Regions from separate parts of the Homo sapiens genome. Here region 2 is linked to region 1. A link is an interaction called in ENCODE POLR2A ChIA-PET data of the cell type or tissue named here. Cell type or tissue: Panc1. All regions are shown on one strand. Links, peaks and the distances in the headings refer to the core of each region. The heading gives the core; the rest is flanking DNA.

What was found. Peaks named below come from ENCODE experiments on the same cell type or tissue, not always from the same donor. Only the 100,000 strongest peaks of a DNase experiment are listed, where the experiment ranks them.
Region 2: POLR2A ChIA-PET joins it to region 1 with 5 read pairs; 3 of 35 experiments call an interaction of 5 or more read pairs at or near these places.

The regions. Positions count from the first base shown.
Region 1 is chr17:43,896,978-43,904,681 of GRCh38, reverse strand. MPP2 (MAGUK p55 scaffold protein 2) reads left to right here. Exons shown (of 13, transcript NM_005374.5): 2 at 189-252; 3 at 6,302-6,420. The coding sequence starts at 222. Among named protein-coding and RNA genes, the nearest start is that of MPP2, 6.7 kb to the left of the region's middle. RefSeq lists a silencer at 4,059-4,138. In Panc1, for the core only: no CTCF peak of the experiment used is centred there; a DNase peak (open chromatin) is centred at 3,941; H3K4me3 peaks cover 1,205 bases.
Region 2 is chr17:43,962,710-43,970,413 of GRCh38, reverse strand. It overlaps a transcript of PYY not described here. Among named protein-coding and RNA genes, the nearest start is that of PYY, 13 kb to the right of the region's middle. In Panc1, for the core only: no CTCF peak of the experiment used is centred there; no DNase peak of the experiment used is centred there.

The DNA.
Region 1 (7,704 bases), core at 1,210-6,209:
TAGGCGAGTAATACCTGCTCTTCCTGCTTCCCAGGACCGTTGGAATCATTGTTGTTCTCCAACCCCCACTTTCTGGGCAGCACCTTCTCCCCTACCTTTCTGGCTCGTCCTGAAGGGGAGGCTCTTCCTATTCCCTTCCCCATTGCTTTGCCCTTGTATCTGCTCATCCTCCTCTCTCCCCTCTCCAGGAGAGACGTTTCAGAGCCCTTGCCTCCTTCACCATGCCGGTTGCCGCCACCAACTCTGAAACTGGTAAGAAGGGGGTGAGGATGTTAGCTTATTTCAGTGGTTCAGAGGGTGCCAGGCGAGGACTTAGGGGTGGGCACTTGCACAGCTCCAGATAAGAACCAACTGGCTCCACTGCTGTCCACCCTACCACTCAGCCATTCCTTCTGGCAGCTGCTGTGGCCATCTCCTCTGTGTGGGTTCCTGTGCTGGAACGGAGAAGAGAAAGAATAAGACCCATACCTGCTCCAGTGTAGGGCTGGAGCACAACTCACCTCCGTGGAGGGCAGGGGATGCATGCTCCAGAGGTGACCCGTACTATTGCTGGAGGGCAGTGGCATAGGACCAGGCCTTCAGGAGGTGGCCCCGGAGCTGGGCCTTGGAGAATGGCTTGGGGGTGGAGGGATTACAGCAGCACAGCCTGGGGCTGAGAAGTCCATAATCGCTGCCCACTAGGCCAGCATGTGCCAGAGGTGGACAGGGGGTACTGGGGACCAGGAAGCTGTGAGTGAAGGAACAAGAATACCAGGTTAGGATACCTGGACGTGGCTCTGTAGGAGGCATTAGGACAAGGGAGTGGGCCACTCAGACAAACTAGCAAAGCCTCAGTGGCAAACTGCTTAACCTCTTGGAGCTCGCATTTCTTCTTCTGTAAAGAGGCTGCTGTGAGACGCAAAGGCTGTAATGGGAGAGCACATTACTTTTAGGAATAGTCATAATTATTATGCTGCTGTTGCTGCCGCTGCCACCAAGTTGTTGTTGTTGTTTTTGAGACAAGTTCTGGCTCTTTAGCCTAGGCTGGAGTGCAGTGGCGCAAGCTTGGCTCACTGCAACCTCTGCCTACCAGCCTCAAGTCATTCTCCCACCTCAGCCTCCCAAGTAGCTGGGACTACAGGTGTGCACCACCATGCCCAGCTAATTTTTGTATTTTTCGTAAAGACAAAAATGTTGCCCATGCTGGTCTCAAACTCCTGAGCTCAAGTACTCCACCCGCCTCGACCTCCCAAACTACTGGGATTACAGGTGTGAACCACTGTGCCTGGCCTGAGTTGTTATTTTGGCATTAACCCTGTGTCCTTGAAACAGTCACCTCCTTTTGAAGACCTGAGATTTCCCTAAGATGAGATGATGGGACAAGATCAGTGTTCTTAACTTTTTTCTTTTTCTTTTTTTTTTTTTTTGAGATGGAGTCTCCCTCTGTTGCCCAGGCTGGAGGGCAGTGGTGGGATCTCGGCTCACTGCAACCTTCACCTCCCAGGTTCAAGTGATTCTCCTGCCTCAGCCTCCCAAGTAGCTGGGATTACAGGCACCTGCTATCATGCCCAGCTAATTTTTGTATTTTTGTAGAGACTGGGTTTCACCATGTTGGCCAGGCTGTCCTGACCTCAGGTGATCCACCTGCCTTGGCCTCCCAAAGTGCTGGGATTACAGGCATGAGCCACCACACCTGGCCTGTTCTTAATTTTATTGGTCCTGAGTCACTTAGAATCTGGTGACAGCAGTGAGCCCTCATCGTAGACATATACATCCATGCACAAAAGGTATATTCTACTCTAGGGGATCATGGATTCCCGTAGTGCACGCAGGACCCCAGAAGGTTAAGTTCCCTGTGCTAGAGGCCCTCTGAGGCCCGGGCAGCTGGGAACTGCTATGGTTCTGCTCTGAGTTGTCTGAACTTCCCCCTGCCTGGATGCCTCCCTCCCATGCAGCTCCTTCCCTTGCTCTAGGCCCCACTACTGCCTCTGCCAGAGGTTCCAGGGCTGCCACTTTGGGTAGAATGATTCCTCTGTGCCTCCTCTCCGAGAAAGTGAAGGGAGTGAGCCAGGGCCTAAACTGTGGTACACTTGTCCAGGAAAGGCCTCTTCTCCTTGCAGTGGAGGGATGGCACCAATGTCCCCAGCTTCTGCAGCATCAGAGGGCTCAGTCCCCCATCTCCTGTCCAGCCTGCTGGGCTCCCTGGGGTCTCCCTGCCTCTTTCAGCCTGCCTAGGCCCCACTGTAAGCTGCTTAGGCATTAATTAAACCCACCCCTGAGCCTGTGCTTAATGGCCTCTCCAGCCGGGACTGCCCAGTAAACCCACCAATAGTGCCTGACTGGGGCGTAGGAGGAGGAGCAAGCCCAGCAATTTGGCTTCGTTGTTGCAGACCACTTGATGGGGGCGTGGTGGGGGAGGATGGGGGACAGGGAGTGGAGCCTTGGGGTGTGGCGGTGGGTTCTGCTTCCTCAAAGGACTCCTGGGGCTCCTGCTCCCCTTCATGTTGTTCGAGGGGCTGCTCCTGGCTTCTCATATTCAAAGGAAGAAGTACAAAGTGTTTTTCTTCCTTCAGGCAGCCTCTGTCCTATCCTGAGCTACATTAGCTCCCAGCTTCAAAAATCTAATGGTGGATTCTGCCCCTTATTATCTGGTGGTCATTATACTTCCCACAGGATAGAGAGACAGCTGTGTCCCTGCCTCTGAGTTCAGGCTCCCCTTCCCTCCTCCTCCCCTGGGAGATCCCTGCCTTGGACTCTGCAAAGGGCAAAGCTAATAAGATCCTTTTTCCGCCCTTCCCCATGGGTCAGTATGGTTGAAGGGAGGGAAAGGGTATGGGTGTATTCCTCTTGCAGGGAGACCCCATATCTACTTTGGGTAGAGTCAGGGGCCCTTTTCCTGAGACTTGGGAGATAAATGGACAGTGGCACTGGGCTGAGAACTTAGAGATCCTGAACCTGGCATCTCCTGACCTGCAGCCTTGCTCCCTCTTCCCCTGTCACCAGATTCCCTCCCTTTTTTGGATCAAGGCTGGGATATGTGGCTGCTTTCAGGTGGAGCTGTCCCTTTAAATCTCTCCTCCATCCCTGGGTTACTGTCCTGGTGTGTAATTCTACTGTCATGGCAACCAGGGGTGCAATGCGACCTGGTGCCACTCCTCAGGGAATGTCTGAGTGGAGGCTGCAGTACCCTGATGGTGGCCTCTTGGGCACAAGATCTCAGAGGAATGGGGTCACCGGAGCGGAGCTGAGTCCTTCCCTTCTGCCCACACTTTTCCCTGTGTGCAAATGTGCCCTCATTTTTCCTTTCTGGGGAACTGAGTTCCAAGATGCCTGACTTGCTTCCTGGGCATCATCCCCTTCATTAAGAGGAAGAACTCATGGGAGATGGGGGAGGGGAAGAAGCTGCTGTGAGGCGAGGGGTAAGCAGGGCTGGGGCACCATCCCTACCCACAGCGATGCCACCTCCCCCACGTACCCTGCCTCCCAGTGGCTGACCAAGGGTGGGTAGGGGGAGGCGTCTGAGGCTTGAGGTATTTGCCCCATGCCCAAGTGAGGCTGCCTCCCGGTGGAGGGCTGAGTCGTTCTTGGGGACTTCCTTAGACTGAGGGACTATTGTAAAGGAAACAGGGCCTGGAGAGGGGACTGAGAGCAGAGGTCAGAGGGCATAGGGAGGAGGTGGCATGGGGTGTATTAGAGGAGGGGCTTCTAGAAAAGAGGGTACAGGGACAAGATGGGCCAAGACTTTTCTCCCTCGGGTCTCCTGAAGCTGGCTGTGAGGGGAGGGTCTCGGAGTACCGCGCCAGTCTTGAAGGGGCAGCATGCCTACCCCCTCCTCAAAACTTCCTGTTAGCCGCCTCCTCCCCATCCCCACCGACACTGACATGCTGGGGATCGGGCAATCTGTGGGACTAGGGCTCCCTCCCACCACTCTTCTCCCACCCGGGTTACCGCCTGCTCTGCACCGCGCAGCGCCAGTCAGGGCTTTAGCCAATCAGCAAGGCGGTCACGGCGGCTGAGCCTTCCCATTGGCTGGTTCCTCAGAGGGCGCTCCTCGACTCCCGCCTTCCCCAGCCCGGCCAGGCTTTGGCTGGGGAGGCGGTAGACGGCGGCGTGTAGGACGCTCCGGGAGTCCCCGGGTCTGGGGGCCGCCATGGCAGGCAGCCCAGGCAGCGGGGTCTCCTTGGAGGGTATATCCCTGGAGTCTTCTGAGGAAGCGGAGCTCCAGAGGGAAGGTAGGGAAGGGCGGGCCAGATGGGGGCGGGGCAGCTGGCCCCTTAGCCTACCTTCCTCCAGCAGAGTCGGGGCATCTGGGGAGGGTGGCCTGGGAGAGGTCATCTGAGGGCACCTTCAGGAGAGCTGTCCTGGGCAGAGGGCACCAACTCCCTTGGCTCAGTCCTCCCCTAGATAACGGAGGGAATCTGGCATACCCTGGCAGGAAGGGAAGGGTCCCTGCCCTGGCCTCTTTCAGAGCCCACTGAGGGCCTCGCAGGTCTCTGACCAATGCCAAGCCCCGGCCTGGGCAAGAGGGGTCTGAAGGGCAAGCTTGCACTTTTTTTTCTGGAGAAGGCAGGGAGCAGGAGGAGGAAGGAGATGGGAGTCCAGGAGTCCCTGAACCATCTCTGCCAGCTCCAGTTCCAGTGCCCCCTCCTCCCCACTCCTGTTCCTTCCTGGAGGAGGGGGGCACTGACAAGAGCATTGAGAGGCGCCAGGGGTGCATCCTCCGCCGTCCTCCGTGGCTTGGGTACTGTTATGCAGATGTAGGCATGGGCGGCATGGTGGCAGAGTAATGATACCCTTCGCCCATCTCTGCCCCCAGCTGGGCACATTCTGCTTCTCGCTTCCTTTCCCCGGAACTTGCCACAGCCTGGAACTCCCACCTCTGTCAGTGAGTGAAGGCAGCCCTCACCTCAGGTCTCGGGGGCATTGTTGCGGCCCAGCTGCAGGTGTTATCGTGTCCTCCATTATGTCCCATTTCGGGCTGAGAGTTTGCTTATCCCTGTGATGACTTGGTGTGACCTCAGCCTTTGGGTCACACCAAGGCCTCCAGTGCCTGTTTCCCTAGCTCCTGCCAGCGTTCCAGGCCTCAGCTTTGACTTCCTATCATCCATGTTAATTTCTCAGTGATTATAGATCATTGTCACTCAGAGCTGAAGGCCTGTAAACATCATCTAGCCCAATCCATCCATTTTACAGGCAGGAAAGACTGAGGCCAGTGAGGGACAGTGACTTGTACAATGTCACACTGAATTAGTGGTGCTTAGACTGGAGGCTGCAGGCCCTGGCTCCTGTGTGGCTGCCTGCTTGACTCTGGGCCTGTACTCACGGACTTGCTCCGAGTACTGTCTGTCTCATCCTTGAGCCTGCCAGGTACAGGTGGCTGAGCCCTGGGCTTCAGCCCATCTAGAGGTTGAGTGAGGAGCTTGTGGTTTTCTTTTCTTTTTCTTTTTTTTTTTTTTGAGACGGAGTCTTGCTCTGTCGCCCAGGATGGAGGGCAATGGCAGGATCTCAGCTTACTGCAACCTCCGCCTCCTGGGTTCAAGCGATTTTCCTGCCTCAGCCTCCCGAGTAGCTGGGATTACAGGCGCCTGCCACTACGCCCAGCTAATTTTTTGTATTTTTAGTAGAGACAGGGTTTCCCTGTGTTGGCCAGGCTGGTCTTGAACTCTTGACCTCAGGCAATCCACCCGCTTCGGCCTCCCAAAGTGCTGGGATTACAGGCGTGAGCCACCGCGCCCGGCCAGAGACAGTCTTGCTCTGCCACCCAGGCTGGAGTGCAGTGGCGTGATCTCAGCTCACTGCAATCTCTGCCTCACAGGTTCAAGCAGTTCTCCTGCCTCAGCCTCCTGAGTAGCTAGAATTACAGACCTACACCACTATGCCTGGCTAATTTTGGTATTTTTAGTAGAGATGGGGTTTTGCCTTGTTGCCCAGGCTGGTCTTGAACTCCTGGCCTCAAGTGATCCACCCAACAGCTTGTGGTTTTCTGGTGCAGGGCAGGATCTGCAACCTGACACCTGCTTCCCTTTCTCCCTTCTCTCCACCTCAGAGTCTCTTCCAGCTGCCTGGAGCCTCCCACCTGCTCAGGCTGGCATTACCTAGGGTGGAGAGAACAGGCCAAGGAAATTGTCCCCTTCCTCCAGGATCCCTGTCCCAGGCATTCAAGGGCCTGGGGTGCCTGTGCTGGGCAGGGAGGGGAATGTTGCCGGGGAGGGGCTGCCTTCTGTGGGACATGGGGGTGGGGAAGTGGCAAGTATTGTGGTGTGTTTTGGTCTTCTGTACCCAGCTGGTACCTGTGTATCTCACTGCCCGTACCTTCCCCCAGCCATGCAGCAAGTCCTGGACAACTTGGGATCCCTCCCCAGTGCCACGGGGGCTGCAGAGCTGGACCTGATCTTCCTTCGAGGCATTATGGAAAGTCCCATAGTAAGATCCCTGGCCAAGGTACAGTGCTCCAGGGAGGTGGGCACAAGGGCACTGTGCTTGGGGAGGCACAGTAGGGGATGGGGTATTAGCTACAGAGGGCTTTGGGAATGGGACATGTGGCACAAGAGGCCCCCCTGAAGGGGATTGTAGAAGAAAATCATGCCCAGGTGATGACCTGAGTGGCTGCAGGTAGAGGGGGCTGCCCCCACACCTGTCTGGTGAGTGCGTGGGTGGATGTTTGTTGACTGCCAGCTTGTGGAGTGTGTGATTGGTGCGGGCTAGCATGCACATGTTGGAGAATCTCTAGAATTCATCTTGCCTGTCCTTCTGCCTTTGGGCGTTTTGTGTGTATGTCTTTCTAAGGTCACCTGCCATGTATCAGGTTGGGGAGAGATTGACTAAAAGAGAAAATTATAGGACAATTTGGTAATGACAGTGATAGAGGTGGATACACTATGCATTTTGGGAGCATAAAGGACAGGTGTCTAACCCAGCCTGGGGTGGGTGAGGAGGGCTTCCTGGAGGAAGGACCACTTGAGCTGAGTGGAAGAATGAGGAAGAGGGGGAGGGCATTCTGGGCCACAGAAGAGCTTGAGCAGAAGCACAGAGGTAAGAAAGAGTCAGGAGTGTGCAGGGGATTGGAAGGGCTGGTGTGAGGCTGAGCCTCAAGTGTAAGACAATGCGAGCTGTGCAAAGGTTGGCAGGTCTGGAGGGCACTGGGGGCTGTATGTGGGTGCTTGGGCATCCTTCTGTGAGTATCAGGGAGGCTTTATGGTTTTTTTTGTTTTGTTTTGTTTTGAGAAGGAGTTTTGCTCTTGTTGCCCAGGCTGGAGTGCAATGGCGTGATCTTGGCTCACTGCAACCTCCACCTCCTGAGTTCAAGTGATTCTTCTGCCTCAGTCTCCCGAGTAGCTGGGATTACAGGCATGTGCCACCACGCCCAGCTAATTTTGTAGTTTTAGTAGAGATGGGGTTTCTCCATGTTGGTCAGGCTGGTCTCCAATTCCTGACCTCAGGTGATCTGCCTGCCTCAGCCTTCCAAAGTGCTGGGATTACAGGCATGAGCCACTGTGCCTGGCAGGCTTTACATTATTTAAGCAGGGATATGATGGCCAAATGTGGGTGTTTTGGCAGCCATGTGGAGGACTGTTGGGGGGTTATATCTGAAGTTGGAGAGGCCAGTTAGTGGCTCTTCAGTGGATTGAGTATAAGATGCTGAGAGCCTGAAATGGAGCTGTGGTCCCAGACCTTAGGGTAAACTGGTGGAACTTGGTGTTTGGCAGTAAGGGCTAGGGTACAGTA
Region 2 (7,704 bases), core at 1,007-6,006, 66 kb before region 1:
TGCCTCAGCCTCTTGAGTAGCTGGGATTACAGGCATGTGCCACCACGCCCAGGAATTTTTGTATTTTTAGTAGAGATGGGGTTTTTTCATGTTGCCCAGGCTGATCTTGAACTCCTGGCCTCAAATGATCCTCCAGCCTCAGCCACTCAAAGTGCTGGGATTACAGGCATGAGCCACCTTCCCCAGCTTTTTTTTTTTTTTTTTTTTTTTTTAAGAGACAGGGTCTTGTTTTTTTATCCAGGCAGAGTACAGTGGTGTGATCATGGCTCACGGTAACCTCACACTCCTGGGTTTAAGCGATTCCCCCACTTCAGCCTCCCCAGTAGCTGAGACTACAGGCACCACCATGCCCAACAAATTAAAAAAACTTTTGGCTGGGCGTGGTGGCTCATGTCTGTATTCCCAGCACTTTGGGAGGCCGTGGCAGATGTATCATGAGGTCAGGAGTTCAAGACCATCCTGGACAATATGGTGAAATCCCATCTCTACTAAAAATACAAAAAATTAGCCGGGTGCGGTGGCGGGCACCTATAATCCCAGCTACTCGGGAGGCTGAGGCAGAGAATTGCTTGAACCCAGGAGGCAGAGGTTGCAGTGAGCTGAGATGGCGCCACTGCACTCCAGTCTGGGTGACAGAGCGAGACTCCATCTCAAAAAAAAAAAAGTTTTTTTTGTAGAGACAGGGTCTTACTATGTTGCCCAGGCTGGTCTTGAACTCCTGGCTTCAAGCAATACCTACCTCTTGACTTAGCCTCCCAAGGCATTGGAATTATAGGCGTGAGATACCCAGCCTGGCCTAAGAGTATTGTTTTTTAATTGTGAGTGGATTTTGAATTTTTGTCAAATGGTTTTTCTTTATCAATCAATATGAGCATTTGCTTTTTTTTTTTTTTTTTTTGAGACAGAGTCTTGCTCTATCACCCAGGCTGGAGTGCAGTAGTGAGATCTTGGCTTACTGCAACCTCTGCTCCTGGGTTCAAGCGATTCTTCTGCCTCAGCCTCTGGAGTAGCTGGGATTACAGGTGCCCGCCACCACGGCCCAGCTAATTTTTGTATTTTTAGTAGAGACAGGGTTTCACCATGTTGATTAGGCTGGTCTAGAACTCCTGACCTCAAGTGATCCACCCGCCTCGGCCTCCCAAAGTGCTGGGATTACAGGTGTGAGCCACTGCACCTGGCCAAGTGATTGATTTTTGAATATTGAACCAGCCTTGCATTGTCAGGATAAATCCCACCTGATTGTAACATATACATTTTTTTTTGTTATATATTCCTGAGTTCAGTTGTCTAATATTTTTTTCTTTTTGAGATGCAGTCACACCCTATCGCCCAGACTGGAGTGCAGTGGCACGATCTTGGCTCACTGCAGCCTCTGCCTCCCAGGTTCAAGGCATTTTCCTGTCTCAGCCACCTGAGTAGCTGGGACTACAGGCGCATGCCCCCATGCCTGGCTAATTTTTATATTTTTAGTAGAGACAGGGTTTCACCATATTGGTCAAGCTGATCTCAAACTCCTGACCTCAGGCGATCCACCCGCCTTGGCCTCCCAAAGTGCTGGGATTACAGGCTTGAGCCACTGAGCTCGGCTTATTTATTTATTTAGAGATGGAGTCACACTCTGCTGCCCAGGCTGGAGTGCAGTGGCACAATCTTGGCTCACTGCAACGTCTGCCTCCTGGGTTCAAGCAATTCTCCTGCCTCAGCCTCCCGAGTAGCTGGGACCACAGGTGCACACTACCACACCTGGCTAATTTTTGTATTTTTAGTAGAGACAGAGTTTCACCACATTGGCCAGGCTGCTCTCGAACTCCTGACCTCAAGTGATCCATCTGCCTCAGTCTCCCAAAATGCTGGGATTGTAGGCATGAGCCACCGCGCCTGGCCAGCTAATATTTTGTTGAAGATTTTTACATATATGTCCATGAGAGATATTGATCTGTAGTTTTTTTTTCTTACAATATCTTTGTTTCATTTTGGTCTCAGGGTAATGTTGCCCTCATAAAATGAACGAAGGAGTATTTTCTCTTGTTCTATTTTCTGGAAGAGATTGTGTAAAATCAGTGTTATTTCTTCTTTAGTTATCCCGCTCTACTGCACACTTCCTATGATTGTGTCCGTGTTCAGGGCCAGGTGGCAGGAGGACACAGAGAGAAGAAAGCTATAGGGGTTCTCCTTCTTGGGACTACAACTGTTTTTAAAAATAAACACACACACATACACGCCCAGGCTGGTGTCTTACTCCTGCCCGCAAGTGATCCACCTCGGCCTCCCATAGTGCTGGGATTACAGACATGATCCACAGCCCCTGGCCCACAACTCTTGATCGGAGAGGGAAAGATTTGGTTGTCTGTGGACCCTGCAGCCACTGATACTACTGTCACCACTGCTACTCCCATGGAATTGTCTCGGGGCTGGGGCACGGGAGAATGAAGAAGAGAAAAATGGAGTTCCTTTTCTCTCTCTCAGTGCTAGACCTTCCCTTTCCACTCCTCGAGGCAGAACGAGCATTTCTCCTGTTGATCCCTCTCGTAGCCCCAGTGCCCATTCTGGATTTGGCGCTGTCTTGTATCGAGGCTGGGGAATATCAGAGGAAAAATGAGAAACTCATTTCAGCTCAGTGGAACGTTGAATTCTGGCTTTCTTCCCCCGTTTCCCCGCTGTGTTTACTTTCACACTCTTCAGAGAGCTGCCCCGTGCGTGTCTGTCCATGTTTCACAGCAGCATTCAGCAGGAGAGACAGGGTGGAGGCTGCTTACTCCATCTCATCTGGAACCTAATAGCTTTTTAAACCATCACAACCATATGAAGTAGATGCTATTGTTATATACATGTGGCCGATGACAAAACTGAGGCCCTTAGAGGTTAAGTAATTTTCCTAAGATCACACAGCTAGTCAGTGGCCAACCCAGTCATCCTAGCCCCAGAGTTTGTGGTCTGAGCTGCAAGTTCCACAGCTTCAGAGGGAGTTGAATGTGACAGCTCTGTGGGGTGAGGTATGGGGCTCGCCTGCTGTGGACAGGCCCTGATATCTCACTCCCTCTAACCTGCACAGTGTGTGAAGGGAGAGTGCATAGTGTTTAGGGAATTGCTTTCTTCTTCTTCTTCTTTTTTTAGACAGAGTCTCACTCTGTCATCCAGGCTGGAGTGCAGTGGTGTGATCTCAGCTCATTGCAGCCTCCGCCTCCCAGGTTCTGGTGATTCTCCTGCCTCAGCCTCCCGAGTAGCTGGGATTATAGGCACGTGCCACCACGCCCAGCTAATTTTTGTATTTTTAGTAGAGACAGATTTTCACCATGTTGGCCAGGCTGGTCTCGAACTCCAGACCTCAGGTGATCCACCCACCTTGGCCTCCCAAAGTGCTAGGATTAGAGGTGTGAGCCACCGCGTCTGGCCTTTTGCTTTCTTCTTTGATGAAGATCTGGACTGTGGTGGGATAGGAATAGCCTTCTGTCTTCAAGACATATGCATGTATGTGCATGTGTGTGTATGTGTGTATACATGCTTATGTATGTGCCTGTGTGTAAACCATGCAGCCATGGACAGTGAGGATGTGGATCCATTCATTCAGCAAGTGTACTTGAGCCACCACCATGTATCACACATTATTCTAGTCACTGGGGATATATCAGTGAAGAAACAGACAAAAACCTCTGCTCTCATGGAGCCTCCATTCTAGTAGTCAGACAACAAGCATACAAATAAGTCAATTACATAGAATGCTAGAAAGTGCTAAGTGCTGGGGAATAAACAGGGCAGATAAGGAGGATTGGGAGTGTTGGGGTAAAGGGCAGGATATAGTTATTAACACGAAACGATGTCTGCCATGTACTCTTGAATGCACTGCCTAAACTGCGATTTCATATGACTTCCTTGTATTCCAGAGGAAACTCATTCAGGCAAGTTCAGCCCTTTATGAGGAATTCCCCTGTGGTCACATTCCAATTCCTGGACCTGCTGCCACCCTCAGAACTGCATGCTCCTTCTTCAGACTTTCTAAGAATGACTCAGGTCATTGGTGGAGTGAAGTCAAGATTTCCAACTCAGTCACCTGAAGAGATGGAGATACCATTCATGGAGCTGGAGGTCCCTGGAGATTTGGGAATTCAGATAACAAGCTAAGATAAGGGTGAGCTACTGACTTGACCTCTCTCTGTGTCAGTTTCATATTCTGTAAAACCAGGCTAATGATGGTACATTATGTGTTGTGAAGACTAAAATAATATGTGAGACGTACCTGGCATAGTACTTGGCACAGTGTAGGCACTTAAGAAAGATTGATTTATTATTTTTGCTATTTAGGCTACATTGACTTTAAGCTGACTGAGAGATATCCATGGGGATATGTCTAGAAACAGTGGACTATGTGGATAGGGAACTCGGCAGAGGAGCAAATTACAGGGATTTTGGGGGTGATTAAAATCTTGGGGGTAGATGACAACCCTACAGTGAAGAAGAAAAAAGAAAAGAGAGCCAAGCATCTCATCTTGGGGAGCACCAATGTAAATAGGCAGAAACAGGAAATGCCAGGAAAAAATCATTTTTTGTTTTGTACTTACAATGGCTAGAAAAAAATATAATTTTACTTGTTTCTCTCTCTTTTTTTTTTTTTTTTTTTTTTTTTTTTGTGAGATGGATTCTCACTCTGTTGCCCAGGCTGGAGTGTGGTGGCATGATCTCGGCTCACTGAAACCTCCGCCTCCCGGGTTCAAGGAATTTTCCTGTCTCAACCTTCCAAGTAGCTGGGATTACAGGCACACACCACCATGCCTGGCAACTTTGTATTTTGGGTACAGACGGGGTTTCACCATGTTGGCCAGGCTGGTCTCGAACTCCTGACCTCAAGTGATCCGCCTGCCTTGGCCTCCCAAAGTGCTGAGATTACAGGTGTGAGTCACCATGCCTGGCCAAATATATACAATTTTTTTTTTTTTTTGATACGGAGTCTCACTCCGTCGCCCAGGCTGGAGTGCAATGGCATGATCTCGGCTCACTGCAACCTCTGCTTCCTGGGTTCAAATGATTCTGCTGTCTCCGCCTCCTGAGTAGCTGGGATTATAGGCACCTGCCACCATGCTCAGCTAATTTTTGTATTTTTAGTAGAGATGGGGTTTCACCATGTTGGCCATGCTGGTCTTGAACTCCTGACCTCAAGTGATCCACCCTCCTCGGCTTCCCAAAGTGCTGGGATTACAGGTGTGAGCCACTATGCCTGGCCATATATACAATTTTTATTTGTCCATTATTCCAGAATAAACCTGGAAGAAAAAAAAAGAGAAAAGAAAAGGAAAGAAAAAAAAGACTAGTCTGGATGCTAAGGATGTTCATTGCTATTGGTTTCAACATTGTTTCTAGCCCTTTTCTGTAAACAGAGATTTCCAAATCAAAGTCAGGACTGACGGGTGTTTATTTAACCTCTTCTATATGACATCTGTGTCCTCTTTCTTCCACATTGTAAATTCTTGTTCTCAAGGACACAGGAGATGGTAGCATTAAAAATCCCATTTATTTTAGAATAGCATTTGTTTGATCTATATTACACAGACGTCTCAGAATAAATACGGACTGGCACCACCAGTTATTACGGAAAACAGTTGATTTTTTTTTTCTTTTGAGACGGACTTTCACTCTTGTTGCCCAGACTGGAGTGCAATGGCACAATCTCGGCCCACCGTAAACTCCGCCTCCCGGGTTCAAGCGATTCTCCTGCCTCAGCCTCCTGAGTAGCTGGGATTACAGCTAATTTTCAAGCGATTCTCCTGCCTCATCCTCTCAAGTAGCTGGGATTACAGGCATGCGCCACCATGCCTGGCTAATTTTGTATTTTTAGTAGAGACGGGGTTTCTCCATGTTGGTCAGGCTGGTCTCAAACTCCCGACCTCAGGTGATCCGCCTGCCTTGGCCTCCCAAAGTGCTGGGGTTACAGGCGTCAGCCACCGCATCCAGCCAGCATTAGTTCTACATAACTGAACTTAATGCTCATCACCAGGCCTTATGTCAATGTTTTTCTAGTCATTTTGGTTGTCTGAAGTTTATTCTCTAGTAGATTCCTCAGGAAAAGCTTATGGGCATAATATTCCCTGAGATCTTGCATGCTGATAATAGTTTGATTATGCATTTGAAGGACAGAATAGCTGGGAGGTAGAGGTGAGAGGATTGCTTTAGCCCAAGAAATTTAGACCAGCCTGGGCAACATATTGAGACTCTATTTCTACAAAAATAAAAGAATAAAACACTATTAAAATTAGCTAGATGTGGTGGTATGCACCTGTAGTCCCAGCTGCTCAGGAGGCTGATTGCACCATTGCACTCCAGCCCGGATGGCAGAGCAAGACCCTGTCCCCTCACACTGCCCCAAAAAAAAGAAAGAAAGAAAAATGATGGTAATATAACATAACTTTCTTTATAGAGACAGGGTCTCTCTCTGTCACCAGGCTGGAGTGCAGTGGCACGTTCACAGCTCACTGCAGCCTTGATCTCGGCTCAAGCAATCCTCCCACCACAGCCTTCTAAGTAGTGGGACTAAAAGTGCATGCCATCATATTCAGCTATTTTTTGTATTTTTTTCCTATTTTGACCATCCATATCAGAATTTTTTTTTTTGTATTTTTGGTAGAAATAGGGTCTCTTTATGTTGCCCAGTCTAGTCTCGAACTCCTGGGCTCAAGCGATCCACCCACCTCGGCTTCCCAAAGTGTTGGGGGATTACAGGCGTGAGCCACTGCACCTGGTCAGGGTTATTTTTCTCTTTTTCTTTCTTTTCTCTCTGTTCTCTCTTTTCTTTCTTTCTCTTTCTTTCTTTCTTTCTTTCTTTCTTTCTTTCTTTCTTTCTTTCTTTCTTTCTTTTCCTTCCTTCCTTCCTTCCTTCCCTTCCTTCTCTTCCTTCTTTCTTTCTTTTTTTTTTTTTTTGAGATGGAGTTTCACTCTGCTGCCCAGGCTGGAGTGCAATGGCATGATCTCAGCTCGCTGTAACCTCCGCCTCCTGGGTTCAAGTGATTCTCCTGTCTCAGCCTCCTGAGTAGCTGGGATTACAGGTGTGTGCTACCACGCCTGGATAATTTTTGTATTTTTAGTAGAGACGAGGTTTCACCATGTTGGCCAGAGTAGTCTAGAACTCCTGACTTCAAGTGATCCGCCTGCCTCAGCCTCCCAAAGTGCTGGGATTACAGGGATGAGCCACCGTGCCCAGCTCAGGGCTATTTTTCTCATAATAGTTTTGTATGGGATTTGAGCTTAATACTTTTACATTGCTAATTTTTATGTGAAACTAATTTTCCTGAATTTTCAGAAGGAGGCTTCACCAGAGAGTTTTTCTAACTTCACAAATCTCTTCCTTTTATTGTTTTCACGTAATGTGAAAATGACGGTGGCTTTGGTCTGAGCTTTTTCTGGCTCTGTTCCTCTCTCCCCTTTTTATCTGGATCTCTTTCTCCCCCTTTTCTTGTCTCTGTGCTGCTTAATTTTGATCCTGCTCTTAGTGGCTTATCTGTGGGTTCAGTACCATAAGGGAGCCCTGGCGGGTCAGTGCTGAGAGCTCAGGGGACAAGAACTTCTCCAGGCCCTTTAGACTTGAACGAGGGCATTGGTGCCCTTGCCCTCGCCTGCTACTGTGATGGCTGTTTCAGCAGCTGTGTGCCGCCCCCCAAAAAATGCCCATTGCACTTTCCAGGTAACACCTGTTGACTACATCTCAAGTCATACAAATCA